2 separate regions of the Mus musculus genome follow, and region 2 is linked to region 1. Evidence: chromatin contacts called from ENCODE Hi-C or POLR2A ChIA-PET data. All regions are on one chromosome and are shown on one strand. Each heading gives the region's core, a stretch centred on a gene start or an enhancer-like site at or near the end of the contact. The rest is flanking DNA. Distances are from core to core; before and after follow the strand shown. Region 1 overlaps Gm42002 (a long non-coding RNA gene). Region 2 holds the start of Cmklr1 (chemokine-like receptor 1).

Region 1 (3,477 bases), core at 271-2,770:
TCCCAGGTGAGCAGCCATGCCCAGTGAGAGGGTGACTTTGGGGGGGGGGTGCATAGAACCTAGGTAAAGCAGCACCAGATGCAGAGATGGGGAGGGGTTTCCCTGCTGTCTGCAAAGCCCCACATCTGCTCTCTTCAGGGACACAGAGGAAAGGTCACTCCTGGAGACACCACGGATCGATTTGCTTCTAAAAGATCTTTTAATTTTTTTTCAAAAGGCATCTTCCTCTCAGACAGACAGATTGAGAGTTTGCCACAGCCCCTGTCATGACTTTGCAGGTCCAGAGACACCCCCTAGACCCACATCCAGGCCAATAGCGAAGACGTAGGAGTATCTTGCCTCTGCCCTAAAATGGGTTTTGCTAAGACCTGCCTCTTCTTCAGCCAGGATTCTGCTCGACCCTGGTGGGGCACATGGTCACCAAAGCTGGTACTCGAGGCTCAGGGGTGAAGAGGGCAGCTTGGTGAGCCCCAGGTATCTAAGCTGATATTTTAAACTGACTCTCAGGAGGGTGTGGACATCCCTCTTGTTGCAGGATATTCTGTGAGGTGGGTGGGGATGTCCCCAAAGCACTACTATCCTGCTCAGTTTTGTGATCTGTGAAATGGGTCAGTGGATACTGAGAAGGGGTGAGCTTGAAGTAGTGTCTGTTCCAAACCCCCAAACCCAAAGGCTGAGAGGAACAGATGGGCAAGCCCTGTAAATGCCATGTCCTCCCCTTCACGGACAGCACAGTCCCTGGACTCATGATCACGTGACTTGAAAGTTTACAGGAGTTGGCAGTGGGAAATGGGGGTGGAGCACAGAGATTGATTAACTTCTTGGGAAAGCAAGAACTTTCTAACAGACAGACAGACAGACAGACAGATGACAGGGTTTGGCTCTCAGCTCTCACTACCCTCACCTTTCTGGATCTCTCTACCTCTTTGTCCATCTACAGACATGGTGCTGGGTCTTACCACAGAGGCTTCTGTAAGGACTCAACGAGATCATGAGACAGAAGTGCTGCCTCTCAACCCAGCTAGGAACTCTCTAGACCTGCGTGTCTTCCTCTCCTGCCAGCTCTGTGTCCCCACCTGCCCAGTGACCAGGCATCTAGGTGGCATGCCTAGGGTTGCCCCCATCCTCTGGAGGAGACACTTCTGGGTGTCCAAGGCTAACCCCCTACAAACACTTGGAATAAATCTTACAGCCACGGCCACCACAGCAGCATTAGCACGGCCACCACAGCAGCATTAGCACGGGCTAATGTATGTATTATTTACAGAGTTTCCTGATGTACTCAGAGAACTCCCCTGAGAAGTATAATTGTGCACAGGGAGGTACGTTTGAATAATATTTACAATTAATTTCCATCAGCAGACTAACACGGCAGGACCTCTGTGCCGCACAGATGGGCCCGGGGTTGCCTTCCCACTAACCGCTCCCCTGAGAAAGCTCAGAGCTCTCTCCAGCTCTCTGGGGCTACCCGCTCAATGCTGGAGCCTCCTGGCTCCCTCTCCCCAGCAGAGATGCAGAGGGATCCAACATGCAGGCCTGAGCAGATTAGTCTGCACCCGTGCCTCCCCAGCCCTGGTCTTCTGCCCACCTCCTGCTCCCTGCAGCCCGGCCCTCGGAGCCCTCACATAGCTCTCTCCCTCTCTGGGAGTCCTGTCCTGTCCTGCCGCCCACGCAAGGCCACCCACTCAACAACAGCCCGCTCTCCTGGGACAGCAACAGTCTTCAAATCCCCAGCCTTGGCAAAGTCTGACCCTCCCCATGGGGGTAGACAGATCTACTTGAACCTCATAACCACAGACCCCAAGGTCCTTCTCTTGACAGGGGGGGTCCCTGGGGATGATGTTTCAAGAGAGCCTGGGATGTGGGAAAGAGATGGCTTGGCAGAGATGGAGGTTCTGAGGTGGGGTGGCATTACTCCCTCCTCCCTCCTGTTTTCCTTCCTCCCTCTTATTCTCCCTCCTCCCCCCTGTTCTCTCTCCTTCCTCCTGTCTTCCCTCCTCCCTCCTGTCCTCCCTCCTGCCCTCCCTCCTCTCTCCTGTCTTCCCTCCTCCCTCCTGTTCTCCCTCCTCCTTCCTGTCCTCCCTCCTCTCTCCTGCCCTCCCTCCTCCCTCCTGTCCTCCCTCCTCTCTCCTGCCCTCCCTCCTCCCTCCCATCCTGCTTCCATAGGCTGACAAAAGTGAAGTCTCAGGCAGCAGAGTTGGTTCCAAGCCCCTGAGCCCCACATCACTTCCTAGCTTTTGGCCTTTATTTGAGCTTCTGTGTGACCCACAGGGACACAGTGTCCTCCTCCCCCAGGCCCAAGCACAGATTGGGGTGCCCTCGGCATCTGGATGCTTAGAAGCACACTCCGCTCCCCCCCCACTCCAGTGGTCTCCCCTTCTTGTCCCTTCACATCATGTCCTGCTCCCATGTTCCCTCAGCTCATCGCCCACTCAGTGGGGCAGCCGTGAGGCAGGCTGCCGGGTTCCAGCTCCAGAGAAGGTGCTGCCCGTTAGTCTTTGGAGGGAGCCACCACACTTTGCCAGCTGCTGGGATTATACATAAGAGAAAGGGGGAAGGAGGAGGGGGTGAGGCTATGAGAAGTCATGAGGACAAGACTGAAGGTTTCACTCAGCACTTTGCACGAACGGAAGTCAGAACAGGGGTGTTGTGGTAGCCAGGAGGAAGAGGGTGGGCTCTAGGGAGTGGACATTGACTGGTGTAACACTCCTGTTGGTCAGCTTTTCCAATGGCAACAAGATTTCCTGGTCCCCTGCCTGACCTGGTCAGCCCCAATGTCCGGGAAGTGCACTGTCCAAGACACCATGTGGCCCCAGTCACGGACAGGCGCCTCCGTTGACATGATGAATCCCATACCGTGGCACGCCTCAGTTGCACATCTGTAGCCCTGGGGAGTCGCGGAGAGGGTGACAATGGGAACACAAGGCTATTTTTAAACCACCCTTACTGCTCCCAATCCTTGGTTGTTTGGGCTCTCTCAGAAGCCAGAGGTTCCAGCTTGGATCTGTTCAGAACTGCCTCATCTTAAGACCCGACCAGGGAGGAACAATCTGTCCCCCTGATGAAGTGTGACTCCCAGCAGTCTATAATACGGGAACTGGCTGGGGCCGGAGGACACACATCTGTGTGTTACACCCCGGTGGAAAAGTGGCTTGGAAGGGAACAGAGGACACTGCAGGCCAGAAGACCTTGGACTGGACAGGCTGACCTACCAGGCTCCCTCCCTCTGCTTGCCTAGCAGATTTCAGGGTGTGTGTGATGGGAGCCAGGGAGGCTGGGGCTGGAGAGTACGCCTTTTCTTTGCATATTGTATTACTCTGAAAACAACAAGCAAGACGTCAAAAAGACCATTAAGATGTTTACATGGAAAAAACAGAACAAAACAGCATTTATGGCTAAAACCCCAACCTATTAGTTTCCCCAGACTCTTCATCTTCCTTCGAGCCAAGCCCACTGCGATTCGAATCCAGTCTCTAC
Region 2 (3,357 bases), core at 409-2,908, 40 kb after region 1:
GAGTTGGGCGAGTCCAGAGCCACTTGTCCTTGGCTCTCAGATGATATCTCGCACATGCCAGACACCCCACAAGTTTAAGCTAAGCCTTTCAGAAGAGAGTCCCGAGCCAGCCCCTTCTGCAGCTTGAGTGAACTGTGAACAGGCACACACACTGGCAGCAGCAAGGTCCTGAGACAAGCCAGCCTTGCCCTTGACAGAAGCCAGAACCACAGATCCCCTTGGAAAGGGGAAGGAGAGAGAGTTAAAGGGAAATCAAGGCTTTCTTAAGACACAGCAAACACAAGACCTCCTCCTCCTCCACTTCCTCACTGTGTGACCTCAGACCTGTGGCCTGTCCTCTCTGAGCCACATCACATAAAGAGTTGCAAGCAGAAGTCAGGAAGATCCATAGGGCTCACTGCCCAGCCAGCTAAGCCTAGTCAGTGAGCTCAGGGTCCCAGCGAGAGACCCTGCCCCATCACATAAAGAGTTGCAAGCAGAAGCATCTCAAGCAGAGGCAGGCAGCCCTAGTGTTAAGAAGGCTTCAAGGCTATTGCACCCCTATGCCATGCCATGTACAGCGTCAGCAGGAAGAAATTGCCATGACCAGACAGCTCACATATCTTTAAAAAAGGGTAGTGAAGAACTGGAGCGATGGCTCGGTGGTTAAGAGTACCAGCTGTTCTTCCAGAAGACCCAGGTTCAATTCCCAGCATTGACATGGTTTCATCAGCATCTGTATGTAACACCAGCTGTAGGGGAAGTTGATCCTCTTTTGTCCGGGACTCACGTGCACTCACATGCACAGACCCACATAGATATTGGCATGCATATATATAATTAAAAATAAAATAATTTTAAAACATGGTTTCTCCATGTAGCCCTGGCTGTCCTGGAACTCACTCTGTAGACCAGGCTGGCCTTGAACTCACAGAGATCCTCCTGCCTCTGCCTCTCTCTGGGTCTATGAGAGACCTTGACAAGGCTTATGATAATCAGAGAGTGACAGAAGAAGACACCCCACGTTCTCCCTCTGCCTGCACATCTGGACATCACACAGAGCATCACACACACACAGTGATATGGGGTCACCTATGGGAATATATCCACGGGACTAATACACAAAGCAAAACTATCCCACAAAGTGTTCATGGCAGCGCTGGTCACTCAGAATACTAAAAAACAAAAAGAGAAGTGGACCTCACAGTAGTTACATGCCCCCAAGGCCAGCCTTTGTCAGCAGCCACTGAACTGTCCTCTCGGGAGCCGGAGAGCCTGACGGGGGTGGTCTGTGGCACGGCACAAGTGGGCTTTGCTCTGAGTCGAGGAAGGATTCATCCTCACGGATGGCCTGCGGTGGCCACGCTGGTTTTCACAAACACCAGCGTCGCTCTTCAGCTCTGATTCTATGCTAGAAACTTTTCCTTTGACACACACCCAAAGAGGAGCTCCAGTCCCTGCCTGCGCGTCCCTTCCCGCCCTCTGCAGGACTCAGAACCAAGTGCTGTACCTTCTCTCCAATATCCCCCTCCGGCTCCTGCGACTTCAGGGTTTGAGAACTCGCGCTCTGGCCTCTTTCTCAGTTGTTCTGGTAGTGGCTGTTTGCTTGGAAGCATTTCTTCCATTCACAGAAGATTTCGTCTGAGCCCCGCGGAGCACAACATCCTAAGAGCCTCCCTCTGTCCTGTGTTCTGTGTGGGGACAGGGACAGAACTCAGCCTGAGAAACAGCTGGAGCGGGGAGGGGCGGGAGGAGCAGGAAACAGCCTGGGGAGGGCGGGGGCGCCAGCTGTGTGGAGTGGGCCCCCCGCCACTCCCCCAGAGGAGGCTTCGCCTGCCAGCCAGGCTGGGCTCCTGGGTGGTAACGGCCCACTAGGAATGACCCGCCCCTTGTCTGGGCGCACAACTGGAGCCGCAAATGGAGCCTTGAAACCAGGCTGCTGGGGAAGTTACTCCTGACCGACCTGAAGACCCACCCGCAGCTGGTTATCTTTGCCCGCAGTAGGGACGGTAGCAAGCCCTATGGCCTCTTGCCTGCTGTTCCCTACTTCTGAGTGCTATTCTTGCCCCTAGTGTGGCCAGATGGCTTCCAGCTCCTTCTCCGTGATGAAGAAACCTCCCCTGACAGACTACTCTGGGTTTCCACATCACAGCAAGCACTGACAGAGGTATCACGCTGTCCTGCCTGCTGCCTGTCTTCCCCAGTCTGTCCCCACCACCTGATATAGTGCCTAGTTTATTGGCACCGACAGCAACAGAATTGTTGAAGTAGCCAAGAACAAGGCAGGGTACTGGGCACTCAGTACACAACCTTCACAGTGCTAGGAACTTGATACTACATCCTCCCTACGGCAGTGGTGGTTGTGGACAGGTATTTTTATTACCCTTGTTTATTGGTAAGGAAATTGGGGCACAGAAAGGTTAAGTTTCTTACCCTATGCTACCCAGCTAGGAGATGGCAGAGCTGGAGCCCAACCAGGCTAGATCCCAGTCCTCAACCTCCAGAAGGAAGACATAACAGTCCTTGGCCTGTGTGATCCATAGCAAGTGCTTTGGTTGAGAGTGTCATGCATCACCATGCCTGCTGCAACGGGGCTGGAAGAGTAGATCACGCATGGCGGATGGAGATGCTGAGGCCGTGGACCAGAATCTGTGCCCAGGCAGCCGGCTCGGGCTCACAGCTAAGACCAAGCTGAGGTCTGTCATGGTTGGAAGCCCTGCTGCCTAAAGCTACTTACAGGTGAGGAGAGGGGAGAGAAAGAAGAAGGAAAGGAAGCAGGGGAAAGGTAATGGAGAAGGGTGAGGAGAGAGAAGAAGGGGGGAAGTAAGGGGGAGGAGAGAGAAGAGGGAGAGGAGGGGAAGGAAAAGGAGGAGAGAGAAGAGGAGGGAGGGGAGGGGAAGAAAGGGGGAGAAGGAGAGGAGAGGAGAGGAGAGGAGAGGAGAGGAGAGGAGAGGAGAGGAGAGGAGAGGAGAGGAGAGGAGAGGAGAGGAGAGGAGAGGAGAGGAGGGGAGAGGAGAGGAGGGAATACAGAGGAGGAGGAGAGAAGAGGGAGGGGAACAAAGGGAGGGGAGGAGAAGAGGGAGGGGAAGAAAGGGGGAGGAGAGAAGAATGGAGGGAGGGGAAGGAAGAGGAGGAGAGAGAAGAGGAGGGAGGGGAGGGGGAGAAGAAAGGAGAGAGAAGAGGGAGGGGAGGGGAAGAAAGGGGGAGGAGAGAGAAGAGGGAAGGGGAGGGGAAGAAAGAGGGAGGAGAGAGAAGAAGAGGGAGGGGAGGAGAAATAAGAGTGAGGGGAGGGAGGGGAAGAAAGATAGAGAGATGAGGATAAAGACAAGAGAAGAATGGAGAAAGGATAAAGAGGAGGAGGAGCGGGGGGAAGGGGAG

The links. A loop is a pair of places that touch in the nucleus more often than their neighbours do. ChIA-PET counts read pairs that join two places held with the same protein, here RNA polymerase II (POLR2A).
Region 2: a loop to region 1 is called in a map of heart, with 1.9 times the contacts of the local background. The contact joins the promoter of Cmklr1 here to the enhancer-like site in region 1. A Hi-C loop is called at or near these places in 4 of 37 maps with a recorded cell type or tissue (heart and left cerebral cortex). POLR2A ChIA-PET finds 5 or more read pairs at or near these places in 2 of 5 experiments (both embryonic stem cell).

Annotation. Positions count from the first base shown.
Region 1 is chr5:113,609,016-113,612,492 of GRCm38, forward strand. It overlaps Gm42002 (a long non-coding RNA gene), which reads left to right. Exons shown (of 3, transcript XR_878689.2): 3 at 941-1,977. Cmklr1 (chemokine-like receptor 1) reads right to left here. Exons shown (of 3, transcript NM_008153.3): 3 at 3,340-3,477. Among named protein-coding and RNA genes, the nearest start is that of Gm42002, 7.5 kb to the left of the region's middle. Within about 2 kb of position 1,521, at least 1 of the 3 ENCODE cell types and tissues checked has a DNase peak (open chromatin) inside an H3K27ac peak, as active enhancers do; it is heart, where a contact is called at or near this core.
Region 2 is chr5:113,648,732-113,652,088 of GRCm38, forward strand. It overlaps Cmklr1 (chemokine-like receptor 1), which reads right to left and starts at 1,659. Exons shown (of 3, transcript NM_008153.3): 1 at 1,490-1,659. Gm52823 (a long non-coding RNA gene) reads left to right here and starts at 2,013. Exons shown (of 3, transcript XR_003955975.1): 1 at 2,013-2,146; 2 at 2,427-2,718.